Linked DNA regions of Homo sapiens: regions 2, 3, 4 and 5 are each linked to region 1. A link is a contact called in ENCODE Hi-C or POLR2A ChIA-PET data. All regions are on one chromosome and are shown on one strand. The core of a region is the stretch at or near the end of the contact, and the rest is flanking DNA. Distances in the headings are between cores, read along the strand shown.

Region 1 (2,609 bases), core at 54-2,553:
GCGCCCGCGACCACGCCTGGCTAATTTTTCACTTTTTTTTTTTTTTTTTTTGTAATAGAGACGAGGTTTCGCTATTTTGCTCAGGTTGCTCTATAACAGATACTATGCTATCCTAACAATATGTTTCTAAATGATATTAGTGCCAAAACCAGGATTACCCAGTGATTTTGTTAATACAGGCTTATTGAATCGGAGGGTCTGGGGTGGGGAATTTGCTTAAGTATGCAGTCCCCATACTCGGTGATTCTCATGAAGCCAAACATTTGGGCGCCCCTCACCTGATGTCACCAAGAACCAGAAGACCAATTAGAATTTTCGTGGGCTTCCTGCCCCATGGTTCCCTCTGTTCCCAAAGGGTTTCTGCAGTTTCACGGAGCTTTTCACATTCCACTCGGTTTTTTTTTTTTTGAGACTCGCTCTGTCGCCCAGGCTGGAATGCAGTGGCGCGATCTCGGCTCACTGCAAGCTCCGCCTCCCGGGTTCACGCCATTCTGCTTCAGCCTCCCAAGTAGCTGGGATTATAGGCGCCCGCCACCACGCCCGGCTAATGGCTAATTTTTTGTATTTTTTTTTTTTAGTAGAGATGGGGGGGGGTTTCACCGTGTTAGCCTGGATGGTCTCGACCTCCTGACCTTGTGATCCGCCCGCCTCGGCCTCCCAAAGTGCTGGGATTATAGGCGTGAACCACCGCGCCCGGCCCGGTTTCGTTTTGTTTTTTTTTTTTTTTTTTTTTTCCAAAAATGGGCGGAGGAGAGTAGTCTGAATTGGGTTATGAGGTCCCCTGCGGGGTACCTCACCTCAGCCATTGAACTCACTTCGCTGGCCGTGAGTCTGTTCCAAGCTCCGGCAAAGGAGGCATCCGCCGGGCCCCTCCCCGAAGGGCGGGGTCCACGGCATCTCCTGCCCAGTCTGACCTCGCGCGGAGCCCCGTTCTCTGGGAACTCACCTCCCCGAAGCTCAGGGAGAGCCCTGTTAGGGCCGCCTCTGGCCCTAGTCTCAGACCTTCCCAAGGGACATGGGAGTGGAGTGACAGGACGCACTCAGCTCGTGGCCCCACTGATGAGCTTCCCTCCGCCCTATGGGAAAAAGTGGTCTCATACAGAACTTATAAGATTCCCAAATCCAAAGACATTTCACGTTTATGGTGATTTCCCAGAACACATAGCGACATGCAAATATTGCAGGGCGCCACTCCCCTGTCCCTCACAGCCATCTTCCTGCCAGGGCGCACGCGCGCTGGGTGTTCCCGCCTAGTGACACTGGGCCCGCGATTCCTTGGAGCGGGTTGATGACGTCAGCGTTCGAATTCCATGGCGGCGCGGCGGCGACGGAGCACCGGCGGCGGCAGGGCGAGAGGTTCGGAGCTCAATATCGCGGGACGGCATGCGGGGGGCGGGCAGTCAGAAAGGAACGATGCCACCTACTGTGACCCCCTTCCCCTTCCAGCTCCCTATAACCTGCACTTGGCTACCAAACCAGTTGGGGTGCTAAATTTTGTAAATTTCGGTTTTCAGAGCTTTGGGGATTACATAATTGTGCATAAAGCCTTGCGGAGCTGTAACAACTAATGTGCCAGTACTGTTGTTAATACCTAATGTCATCCAATTTACAAAAAGTAATTGTAAGGCACACCATTATTTTATACACAACAAAGGATAAGCACTGAAAATGGTGAACTGTGATTCACTGCTTATGTCATCCATTGTAAGATGCATCCCAGTTCCAGAGAGTAAAATGCGAGTCTTAGACCTATTGAGATACGGTATTATGTGTATAATGTTCTTAAATGCATAGGTGCACCCTATAAATTAGGTTCTATTGTACTTCTCTAGAAGTACAGTATTGTACAATATTCTAATATTGGAGTAAGTGAAGTAGGAAGAGATCAAATACTTCTCCAAGTTTCCACAGAGAAAAGCAGCAGAGCTAGGCTCTAAATTAGGCACAGACCCTTGAGCACTTAACTAACCTTTATCCCATACGGCCTCATGTATGAGGTGGGTATTTGGGGGACATTGGGACACAAGTAAAACAGATAAGCAGGCCTCAATCTATGAGCTTACAAGACTCCTGGGACTCCCTTTTATTTTGTTTTATTTCATTTGGCTAGAATAGCAATTTAGGAAGAATTACACAGACTGTTACACAAAAGTAGTGTGGGACAGTTGTTATTGCCTCTGTAAACTTAGAAAATTATCTTAAACCGGCGGGGTGAGGTGGCTCACGCCTGTAATCCCTTGGGAGGCCGAGGAGGGCAGATCACTTGAGGTCACGAGTTCGAGACCAGCCTGGCCAACATGGTGAAACCCTGTCTCTACTAAAAATACAAAAATTAACTGGGCATGGTGGTGCACGCCTGTAATCCCAGCTACTCAGGAGGCTGAGGCACGAGAATCACTTGAACCCAGGAGGCGGAGGTTGCAGTGAGCCAAGATCGCACCACTGCAGTCCAGCCTGGGCGAGAGAGTGAGACTCCACCTCAAAACAAAAAAAGAGAGAAAATTATCTTAAACCATTTCTTTAAAAGATTTTTTTCAATCTTTAAAATCTACACGTATTCGGGTGTGTACTCATTCTTTGCTAATTTCCAAATTCTGTAGCATTAAATG
Region 2 (2,609 bases), core at 74-2,573, 3.0 Mb after region 1:
AACTCGTGACCTGTCACACGGTAGCGCAAGGCGAAGAGCAGGGCGCCCCCAATCGGCGGCGCGGGCAGGCGGAAGGCGAAGCGGTCGGCGCGCGGCGGGGGCGGGGCCGGACCGGCGTAGGCGGCTGGCGCCTCGCGTTGGCTCCGCCAGCCGTCGGCGCTCCAGCGCACGCTCACGCGCTTCTCGTAGGCCAGGTCCACCACGCGCGCGCTCCCGGCCACGCCCAGCGGGCCCGCCTCGGCGCGTTCCAGGCAGATGCGCTGCGTCAGCAAGCGGGCGGCGAAGCCGGGCTCGCTGGCCGGCTCCAGGGCGGCGCGCGCCTCCTGGGGGAAAGAAGAAGCGGGAGGAGGGAGCCCAGGGCGGAGAGAGGGGAGAGACAGGGGGCGGTGTCAGAGCAAGGCACTGGACCAATCAGAGGCCGACCCCGGCGTCCAGGCCGGCAGAGTGCGGCCCAGCTGCCAGGGTGGCCTAGAGCCACTCGCAGATGGGGTCCCCAAAAGGGATGGGCAGGCGCAAGCCCAGGGATGGGATGGAGATGGGTGCTCTTTGGCAAATCCACTCCCACAAGCCCGCTGCGGCCGACTGGAGGAGGTCCCCAGGAGGGGAGGTGCCCCCGCCGCCTACCTGGAGGCCGCGGGCGCGGGGCTGGCAGGGCGCGAAGTGGCGGAGGGCGTCCCTCTGCAATTGGATCTGCACGTGGCGGGGCACCCGGGGCAGCTCACCGGGACGGAAGCGGCGCACGACAGCCAGCTCCAACCCCAGTGCGTCGGCGAAACGCACTCTCTTGCGGGTGTCTGGGCTACGGCTGCGGGGCGCCCGGGCCCCGCCGCCTCCGGCTGGTGCAGATCGGGCCCGGCGGCCCCGACTCGGTGCGTGAGCGCGGGATCGGGCCCCGAACCGCGTCCCGCCCTCGCCTGGCTCCTCCTCCGGCTCCTCCTCGAGGCTGGGCCGCTGGCTACGGTAGTAGGCGCGCTCCGTTAGCGCGGCGATGAAGCTCAGGTTGCGGGGAATGTCGGTGCCCGGGGGCCGCTCACGGGACATGGCAGCCCCTTCCCCGGCGGGGCCAGCTCGCAGCGCCACCGCGCTCCCCTCTCTTCCTCTCTCCCGCCCGCCCCGCGTCAGCGCAGAAGTCGCTGGGTCCGCTTCTGCAGCCCCTCGCTGCTGTGTATTCTCCTTGCAGACACCTCCAGGATCCTCCACCTCCCGTTGCTTTGCCTCTCCTCTGTGACCACCCTTCCCTCCCTCTGGCCGTCAGCTTCCAGGGTCTTAGACTATCACATCCTGCCTCCTGCTAGCGGTCTGCTCTGAGCGTGCGCTCAACTGCACTCACCCTCCGGTTCCAAGGCCCTCACGGCCCGGGCGCCCCCGCCCACAGCCCTCTGACAGGTGGCTCCGCTTGTCTTCGCTGCTGCACCAGGGGGCGGGGACTCCACCTTTGCGGTCCCGAGTGAAGCTACTCAACCTTTTAAAAAAAACATCCACGGACGGGACGCGATGGCTCACGCCTCAAATCCCAGCACTTTGGGAGGCCGAGGTGGGAGGATCGCTTGAAGCCTGGAGTTCAAGACCAGCCTGGGCGTCATAGTGAGACCCCTGATCTCTACAATAATAATAATAATAAAATGTAAAAAGTCCTCAACTTTTCCGGCACAGCACAGGAAAGGTTAACGCCGGGAAGAAAAAATAACCTTTCATTTTCTTGCAGGGGAAGGTTCAAAACGCCCAGCATGTGACTTTATCTTTGGGGTTCACTGTTTTCTTTTCTGAAACCTAGGCTCCTGGTTTGGGCAGGGGGTGGTGGTGCGTGCAAAGAAGGAAAGGTCATGAAAGCTAGGTAGAGTCTTTCAAATAGAAGGTGAGAATATGGCACCCGAACTGAGAACTGCAGGAAGACCTAGCTTCTAGTGACCTTGAGCAAGCAAGGCATAACTTCTCTGGAGTCAGTGTTCTCGTGTGTGTGTGTGTGTGTGTGTGTGTGTGAGTGTGAGATGGAGTCTCGCTCTGTCGCCCAGGCTGGAGTGCAGTGGCGTGATCTCGGCTCACTGCAACTTCTGCCTCCCCGGTTCAAGCGGTTTTCCTGCCTCAGCCTCCTGAGTAGCTGGGATTACAGGCGTCCACCACCACGCCCGGCTAATTTTTGTATTTTTAGTAGACACGGGGTTTCACCATCTTGGCCAGGCTGGTCTTGAACTCCTGATCTCAGGTGATCTGCCCGCCTCGGCCTCCCAAAGTGCTGGGATTACAGGTGTGAGCCACCCCTGAACTCAGAGCCATACTCTGAACTCAGTGTTCTTATCTGTAAAAAAGTGGTGGAGTTCTGATTTCTAATCCAAGTGTAAGCCCTTTGAGGGCAGGGGCTTTGTCTGATTCATGGTGAGTTTTAGTATATGGTAGGCACTCAAATTATTGAATGAACAAGCACCCAACAACTCTCTTGGAGTTGGGACTGTGGAATTATAGGTCCAGTGGGAGCTTCCAAGAAGGGCAGAGCTGGCTTTTTCCCCTTTCATTTTTTTTTTTTAACATTAGTGAAAAAAAAAAGTGAAGTTGTTTTTAGTTTTTTTCTAACTTTCCTACTGATCTAATATAGCACTTACAATGTGCTAGGT
Region 3 (2,609 bases), core at 48-2,547, 2.8 Mb after region 1:
ACTACCTGCCACGTATCCTGTTGAACTCTAATTAAAACCAAGACATCCTCATCTTCCCTTCTTTAAACCAAACCTATACACTTGAATCGAGCTACACCTACCTCATGACAATCCCACCTTAATCTACTCAAACCGATTCAAAATCCCCAATATATATCAACCTGCCTCGCCTCTCTCACCAATATTCACCAAACTCTTAACCACCCAAATTGCCACTAGATGCCACTAAATTAGAGACCTCTCTCTCATCAAGTCCCTTCAAATAAAGGTCTCTCTTCATCTCACCTCCTCATCTAATCGAGCAGACATTTTACCCTACCCCAGTCCTATTCGTGCAGATACCGATACCAACCCCATCCACCCCTTCGCGCAACTATACCCCTAACTCCGACCCAGCCCAACTCGCCCCCCTCAGGCCAGCAACGCCGTAGGTTGTAGTGGGATTTAACTCCTTCTGCAGCGCATGCGCCGAAACCACAGATACAAACAAGGAGGGGGTGGGGGAAGGAGGAAGGAGCTTAAGACACTCCTGGAGAGTAGTGCACACCCTCCCATTTGGGCTCGCGCTGCTGCCGTTAAGGCGGGAACCGGCGCGATCTCCATTCCAGCGCGAACCTCATCAACCACCGTGCGCGCGGATCCAGAGGCTCGCGCTGGCGGCCTGAGCGAGCTCGCGCCGAGCCCGGATACTGCGCCTGCGCCGCGGCAGAGGCTCGTCTCTACCGGGTCCGCTCTCCTCCGACACCCCAGCAACGCCGACTCCTCACCCCTTTGAGCCGCTTGACCAGGGCACTCTTCTGCCCGCTCTTGGCTAGGCCTCGCTGCTCCAGTGCGGCCTTCAGGTCGGTCACCCGCAGCGCCTGAAGAGGCTTCCCGTCCAGAGTCACCTCCTCCAGCTCCGCCATCTTGCGTGAGGTACTCGGGTCCGTCCCGACGGCTTCGGGCATCTTCGGTAATTTCCGCCAACGCCCTTCGAACGTACCGAGATGACCCCGCCCACTGCCATACTCTACCCCTCGATTACCACTCAGAACTCCCCGGGTTCCTCCGGATGTCCTCGGATGTTTCCGTCTCCACATCGTTACCAATCAATTCTTTCCATCCGCCCTGCAGCGCCCCTTTTCTCGCCCTGCTTTCAGGCTCGGTTTTCTTCGTCTTGCCGAAGCTTTGAATCGAATATATTCGGAAACCCTCGACCCTGGTATAACCATAATCGGAGATGTTCGTTTATTTCCGGACCTAGAGATGAGGCGCTGGGGCGCTTGGGTGTTTGGGGCGGGTCCGAGGCCGGAAGTGCGTGGGCTGCCGGGCTGGCCCAGCTTAGGGTTTTCAGGAAATTTGGAAGCTGCCGCAGTAGTTGGAGTCTAAGGACTCGTGACAATCTTCGGGTGCCCTTCGAGAGAAAAGGGGAGGTAAGCGGGGTAGAAGTACCTCTATGGGCCGGGTCAGACTCGGTGTTTGCGGATTACCTTAATAGGGCAAGCCCCCCACTCCTTAACGCAAACAGCTTCTGCCCTCTGTCCTCTGAATCATAGCCACTCCCATCTTAGGCTTTTTTTGGGGAGGGGCGGGGGGCTGGTGCGGAATCGGAATAACAAGCTCCGTGGGGGTGCGCAAGAAGCATCGCCGTGTCTTCGGACCCAGACTATGAACTGATCTATGACGCTGAACTTGAGTTTGAGTTTGCCTTGGAAGCCATGTGGCAAGATTCTGGGAAAGTTCTTCCTTGCTCCGCAGAAGAGAGTAAGTTCCCTTGGAGGAACTGCTTCCTGTAGGGCAAGAACTGGAAAATGCAAGCGCCCTGAACTTTTTTGGTACTTGAACTAATATTAATTGTTTAGGGGCTTCTTTCTTTGTCACTACCAATCCTCCAACTTGATGCAGAAGAAACACAAACAGTAAAATAGGTCACAGACAAATAGTTTAGAGATTTAAGAGATACGTTAGAGATTTAAGAGACTGAAAACTATTAAAGTCAAATTGGCTGATCTTTCCGTTGCATTCATGATGCAAAATCAGTGGCAAGGTGCCGGGCGCGGTGGCTTACGCCTATAATCCCAGCACTTTGGGAGGCCGAGGCGGGCGGATCACTTGAGGTCAGGAGTTGGAGACCAGTCTGGCCAATATGGTGAAACCCCGTCTCTACTAAAAATACAAACAAATTAGCCGGGCGTGGTGGCGTACGCCTATAGTCCCAGCTACTCGGGAGGCTGAGGCAGGAGAATCGCTTGAACCCAGGAAGCAGTGGTTGAGATCACGCCATTGCACTACAGCCTGGGTGACAGAGCAAGACTCCGTCTCAAAAAAAAAAAAAAAAAAAAAAAAAATTGCAAGGCACCAATAGATACCATACTAAAAAAAAAAAAAAATTTTTTTTTTGTCACTCCACTCTGGGTCCCTCCACTCTGACGCAGGCTGGAGTGCAGTGGCGCGATCAGGGCTCACTGCAGCCTCAACCTCCCGGGCTCAGGTGATGCTCCTACCTCAGTCTCCTACGTAGCTAGGACTACAGGTAGGCACCTCTACGCTCAACTAATTTTTTTATTTTTTGTAGGGATGAGGTTTTGCCATGTTGCCCAGGCTGGTCTCGAACACCTGGGCTCAAGCGA
Region 4 (2,609 bases), core at 80-2,579, 2.6 Mb after region 1:
TTAGAGACCCACAATCACGTCAGTTCCTAGACCTCGTCATAGCACAAGCCAACAGATAGACCCCACTGCTAAAGGAGCAGAGAGAACCACTGTCAGACCAATTCGGGAAGAATTCACGAAAAGCTGGAGCCCCAGGGGTGATGGTAGCGCCATCCCCAGGGTCTGATCACTTAGCTGGGCACAAACACCTACAAACTGAAGGCAGCTTAACAAAAGAGGAACAATGAGAACGATAAAAGCTACTTGAAGGACCACCCTCCCCATGTTGTGTAGCTTTAAAAAATGGTCCTATAGGCCGGGCGCGGTGGCTCACGCCTGTAATCCCAGCACTTTGGGAGGCCGAGGCGGGTGGATCACCTGAGGTCAGGAGTTCGAGGTCAGCCTGGCTAACATGGCAAAACCCCATCTCTATTAAAAATACAAAAATTAGCCGGGCGTTGTGGCAGGCGCCTGTAATCCCAGCTACTCGGGAGGCTGAGGCAGGGGAATCGCTAGAACCCGGGAGACAGGATGCAGTGAGCCGAGATCGCGCCACTCCACTCCAGCCTGGGTGACAAAGCGACACTCCGCCTTAAAAAAATAAAAAAAAAGAGGTCCTATAGGCAACCAACTGGCACAATCTCTGCGGGAGCCAGTGTCCCAGGGCTCAATCTTCATATGTGGCATCATAATACGCCTACTGGAATGAGTGCTTGAAAAAGTTAAATGGGAAAAGCCCATAAAGGTCAACATAGTGAACATGAATCTTCGACAGACTAGAGATTGAGGAAGAAAGCTCAATTCCCTTCTCTCTCTCTGAATGGTGGTGCGAGTGGCTGAAACTGATGATGCGTGTCCTCTCAGGCCGCGGAGGGTCGATGCTCCCTCTCCAGTGTGGGCGACCCTAAGTGTCACGGCTGCAGAGACCCGGAAAGAAAAATCACAGGATTCTAGAAACCGCATCTTTATCGGTGCAAGATACAGCCACGAGGGTGCCCAACTCTAAAATCGTGGCAGTGGGCTACATTTAAGTAGCTAACACTTCCAGGTCAAAACAAACAAAGGTTTTTTTAATGTTAAAAGTTCGCCTGAATCTCTTCGTGACGCCATTTTCTGCCCGTGACGTCAGGGGGGAGGCGCCGTGCAGCAACGTCACGCATTGGTGACGTCTGGTGGGGACCGGGTTTTGGGGTTTCTCACCAGTTCCGGGTCCCCGCAGGGGGGTCCCGGTTCTCTCCGTTCCTTTGAGTATGTTGTGGGGAGTGGAGCTCGGATAGTTCCTAGAGTCTAGGCAAGAAAAGCAGCACTGCAGGTACAGAGCCTCCTCTTCCCGCAAAATGGCGGCAGCTCTGCCGTCTTCCAGAACCTTCCCCAATCTGCGCATGCGCCAAGACTCCCCGGCTTTGGAAATAACCTCACTGGTTTCGCGGCAACCGTCCAAAGTACAGGTTCTCATTGGCTAAAGTCCTAAGTATGGGTGGAGCAAACTCAAATGCGTCTTAGCAACCACCGAGTTCCCATTGATTGGCTAACCTCAGAGACTCCAGAAAATGGAAGCGTCCTTTGGTAGCCGCCCATCACTCTCTCATTGGTTAAATGACTTGCGGAGGGCGGGGAAAACGGGACTGAAAACGGGAGTGAAGAAGCCACCAACCCCACTCCTGGTGCTCGCGTAGACTAGACCAGTGCGATGGGCGGAGCCAACGAGGAGGCACAATTTACATCCTTGGCCGTCCCTACTCGGATTTGCTGAAGGAGTCACGTCGGTCGTTAAGGTTAAGCTTTGTAGAGAACAGCGGCGTTTGTTTAACGTCCGGGGATGCTGAACTCGAAATCCCCGTTCTGAGCCGGCTACCTAAACAACCTTCCCGACCACCTCTCCTGACCTCGGTGCTTGGGACCAGGGAAAAGCAGATCTTGCCACAGACTTGTCTTGGCCCACACTCTGCCCTATCGTCATGGCCTGCTCCCACAGGTCATAACTTCCGTTCAAATCAGTACCCCCACATTTCCCACTGCAAGGGTAAATTTGAAAGTTTCTCAGGTGACTCCTTGGATGTAGCAGTACTGAGTCCTCTAACCGGAAAGAAGGAACTGATGTCCACCCTCACTTTCCAGGGGCCTCCAGGAGCCCCTAGACACTTCTGTGGTCTACTGTAGCTACCAAAAATGTAGCTGGTTATAACATGGGGAGAGCCAGAGTCGGAGGACCTGACTTCCAATTCTGACTTGGATACTAATATCACATCATTGTACCCATTTCAAACTCCCCCTCTGTAAAATGGAAAATTGGACTAGATGATCTCTTAGGACTTCAAACTGTAACCCTGTGGTTTTATTCAAAAAAAACAGGTAGCTTCTTGCTGGAGATTCCTGGATGGATTCCAGTCTTCCCAAGAGGTAACAAAGGAGAGGTAACCAGTTGCCCGTGCAGTAGCTCAAGAATACAGAAGAGAAACTGGCTTCACTCACTATTCCATCTTTTTCCAAGGTGGCAAACTCTATGCCTCCTCCCCAGAGAAAAGCCTAACTGTAGGTTCTAATGGACAAGAGCTCACTGTAGCTGGTCAGAAAGGCCTATATCCAGGACTACAATAGTCATTGCTCAGCTTCCTAAGTAGGGAATACAA
Region 5 (2,609 bases), core at 72-2,571, 2.5 Mb after region 1:
TTTTTAAAATTAAAAAATGAAGGATAAATGACTTCTCCAAGACAGTACTGAATAGCAAGTGATAAAAGGAGGGGAGTCGCCAATCAGGGTTTGCCACTTTCTAGTACCTACCTCACAGGGTTGTTGCAAGGATAATATTAAGCAATGTGCGGTGGTAGCACTTATAAAAATGGAATGTCACATCTTAGCTCCAATACAATACCCCTTTCTCAGGAAAGTCATCTTTGATGGTCTACTGTAGATCAAGTTCACACTATAAACTCACAAACAACATGTATTTCCTTTCCCAGCACTCAATGACAATATTCATGTATGTCATCATTTGATTGTCTGTTTTTTTTTTTTTAGTTGGAGTTTCACTCTTCTTGCCCAGACTGGAGTACAATGGCGCAATCTTGGATCACCACAACCTCTGCCTCCCGGGTTCAAGCAATTCTCCTGCCTCAGCCTCCCGAGTAGCTGGGATTACAGGCATGTGCCACCATGCCTGGCTAATTTTGTATTTTTAGTAGAGACAGGGTTTCTCCATGTTGGTCAGGCTGGTCTCGAACTCCCAACCTCAGGTGATCCGCCAGCCTCAGCCTCCCAAAGTGCTGGGATTACAAGTGTGAGCCACTGCACCTGGCCTGTCTTGTTTCTTTTATACCGAGAGCTCTATCAGGATATTGATGTCTGGTTTTGTTCTCCATAAAATCTACGCCTAATACAGCACTTATCACACAGAATTTTTTTTGAGACAAGGTCTCGCTCTGTTACCCAGACTGGAGTGCAGTGGCATGATCTCTGCTTACTGCAGCCTTCGGCCTCCCAGGCTCAAGCCATCCTCCCACCTCAGCCTCCCAAGTAGCTGGGACCACAGGCATGCGCCACCACACCCAGCTAATTTTTCATTTTTTTGTAGAGAGGGAGTTTCGCCATGTTGCCCAGGCTGGCCCAATTTCCGATTAACTCTAGATTTGATTACTTTTCTTAGTCTAGGAAAACTGTGTTACAGTGATGCGAGGATCTGTAGAATGACGTGGATGTTACCCCTGAGATCAAAGTTACTATTAATATCAATTTCAATGAACTAGAGACCGCTGTAGGGAGGTTGTGGGAACTGTTCAGAACGGCTTAATCTGGGAGGACACGACTTCCACTGAGAATGCATGCGCTGAACGACAATTCGTTTTCACCTCAAAAACCTGTACTGCAGTTTTGTCTCTCCTTCCGTACGATGACCCAAGATGGCGGAGCCGTGATTGAAAACCCAGATTCAAGATGGCGACTTCCTGCTTCCCCGATAGCGTCGCGCGTGGCCACCGAGGCCACGCCTACTTCCGGCTACCCCGGCTACTCCTGCTCAGCATGGCTGCTTTAGGGACTGTTCTCTTCAGTGAGTGGGTATAGATAGGGACCGTGGACTCGGGGGCCCTTTGGGGACGGGCACAGGACCCCTGATCCGGCTGCGCGGCCTCTCCCCCAACTCTGCTCTGTTCTCCCAGCAGGTGTCCGGAGGCTGCACTGCAGCGTAGCCGCTTGGGCGGGCGGCCAGTGGCGACTACAGTGAGTCCTGGGATGAGGGCACCTGGGGGACCAGAAGCTGGGCTAGGTCCTCACAGATCTGTTTTTCTCCACACAGGCAGGGACTGGCTGCCAACCCCTCCGGCTACGGGCCCCTTACCGAGCTCCCAGACTGGTCATATGCGGGTAAGCGCTGATCTGGCAGTTAACTCCACTGGGGAGATTTTCACCTAGAGGGAACGCCCCTGGACGGGGAGCTGGGGGTATCAAGGTGGGGGCGTGTAAAAGTGTTTAACTTTTTATTTGGAAAACGGAATTTGGGGAAAGAAACCCTCTTGTTTATTTTGTAGATTGCATTTCGACTAAGGAAGGTAAAGCTAAACAGGATCTTGGCTTGTGGAGATAAGCAGAAGATAATTCTGACTTGGGGCCGCCAGGGTGGAAGGGGGTGACAAGACTTCTGCGTTTTTCAAAGGGGGACATTTTTTTTTAACCAAGAACCACTTTTCTCTGTGGTTAGTGAATTTTCAGTATTTGGTACCAAATGCAGGGAGAGCTCTTTGAAAAGCTGCAGAAATAAGCGTCTCAGAGGGGTAGAAGGATGAAGACTATGGATGGCAGGCTCCCTTCAGAAAATTCTTTTACCTTTACTTACAAAAGAGAGAGGGAGGGAGAATAAATATTAGCCCTAGAAGGGAGAACCTTAGAGAAGTTGAAGCTACTCCCCATTCTCCTTATGAGACTCCAGTGTACAAGTAGGAAATTTGAGGCCTACAGAAGTGAATTGCACATGATCATACAGCTAGGTAGTAGCAAATCCAGGACTAGAACATAGGCCAGTCCTCCTTGACAACACAGAGATCTGAATATTTAATACCCTATTGTTGCTCTCTAGGGGTATGATCCTGCTTAATTGGATAATTGGTGACTGAGGAAGATGGTGAAGATTTTTTCTACTTGTTATTTACTGTAAGAAGCCTGGCATCTCCTTGTAGTAGTATGGACTATTGGAAAGACTCTGGAATTACATATGACTGCTTTTTTTTTTTTTTTTTTTTTTTTGAGATGGGGTCTTGCCCTGTCACCCAGGCTGAAGTGCAGTGGCA

What was found. A loop is a pair of places that touch in the nucleus more often than their neighbours do. ChIA-PET counts read pairs that join two places held with the same protein, here RNA polymerase II (POLR2A). Pooled maps may share reads with other maps.
Region 2: a loop to region 1 is called in a map with no recorded cell type, with 14 times the contacts of the local background. The contact joins the promoter of PPP1R3E here to the promoter of PARP2 in region 1. A Hi-C loop is called at or near these places in 2 of 37 single-sample maps with no recorded cell type and 12 of 50 pooled maps. POLR2A ChIA-PET finds 5 or more read pairs at or near these places in 1 of 52 experiments (MCF 10A).
Region 3: a loop to region 1 is called in a map of chondrocyte, with 8 times the contacts of the local background. The contact joins the promoter of C14orf119 here to the promoter of PARP2 in region 1. A Hi-C loop is called at or near these places in 1 of 168 maps with a recorded cell type or tissue (chondrocyte) and 8 of 50 pooled maps. POLR2A ChIA-PET finds 5 or more read pairs at or near these places in 1 of 52 experiments (AG04450).
Region 4: a map with no recorded cell type shows a loop between it and region 1 (12-fold over the local background). The contact joins the promoter of RBM23 here to the promoter of PARP2 in region 1. A Hi-C loop is called at or near these places in 1 of 37 single-sample maps with no recorded cell type and 11 of 50 pooled maps. POLR2A ChIA-PET finds 5 or more read pairs at or near these places in 3 of 52 experiments (WTC11, activated B cell and activated T-cell).
Region 5: a loop to region 1 is called in a pooled map, with 6 times the contacts of the local background. The contact joins the promoter of MRPL52 here to the promoter of PARP2 in region 1. A Hi-C loop is called at or near these places in 5 of 50 pooled maps. POLR2A ChIA-PET finds 5 or more read pairs at or near these places in 2 of 52 experiments (GM10248 and WTC11).

Annotation. Positions count from the first base shown.
Region 1 is chr14:20,342,332-20,344,940 of GRCh38, forward strand. It overlaps PARP2 (poly(ADP-ribose) polymerase 2), which reads left to right and starts at 1,304. Exons shown (of 16, transcript NM_001042618.2): 1 at 1,304-1,356; 2 at 2,601-2,609. The coding sequence starts at 1,311. It also overlaps RPPH1. RefSeq lists enhancers at 187-286, 1,217-1,386.
Region 2 is chr14:23,301,536-23,304,144 of GRCh38, forward strand. It overlaps PPP1R3E (protein phosphatase 1 regulatory subunit 3E), which reads right to left and starts at 1,324. Exons shown (of 5, transcript NM_001276318.2): 1 at 625-1,324; 2 at 1-323. The coding sequence starts at 1,041. RefSeq lists silencers at 21-450, 461-520, 601-1,110.
Region 3 is chr14:23,094,208-23,096,816 of GRCh38, forward strand. It overlaps C14orf119 (chromosome 14 open reading frame 119), which reads left to right and starts at 1,298. Exons shown (of 2, transcript NM_017924.4): 1 at 1,298-1,412. ACIN1 (apoptotic chromatin condensation inducer 1) reads right to left here and starts at 929. Exons shown (of 19, transcript NM_001386863.1): 1 at 768-929. The coding sequence starts at 905. RefSeq lists enhancers at 670-979, 685-1,208, 1,020-1,099, 1,120-1,329, 1,209-1,732.
Region 4 is chr14:22,917,820-22,920,428 of GRCh38, forward strand. RBM23 (RNA binding motif protein 23) reads right to left here and starts at 1,330. Exons shown (of 14, transcript NM_001077351.2): 1 at 1,180-1,330. It overlaps PRMT5-AS1 (PRMT5 antisense RNA 1), which reads left to right and starts at 1,637. Exons shown (of 2, transcript NR_120600.1): 1 at 1,637-2,609. RefSeq lists enhancers at 1-146, 635-804, 875-984, 1,075-1,144 and a silencer at 1,405-1,704.
Region 5 is chr14:22,828,566-22,831,174 of GRCh38, forward strand. MRPL52 (mitochondrial ribosomal protein L52) reads left to right here and starts at 1,322. Exons shown (of 5, transcript NM_180982.3): 1 at 1,322-1,375; 2 at 1,488-1,545; 3 at 1,622-1,689. The coding sequence starts at 1,348. RefSeq lists an enhancer at 1,226-1,305.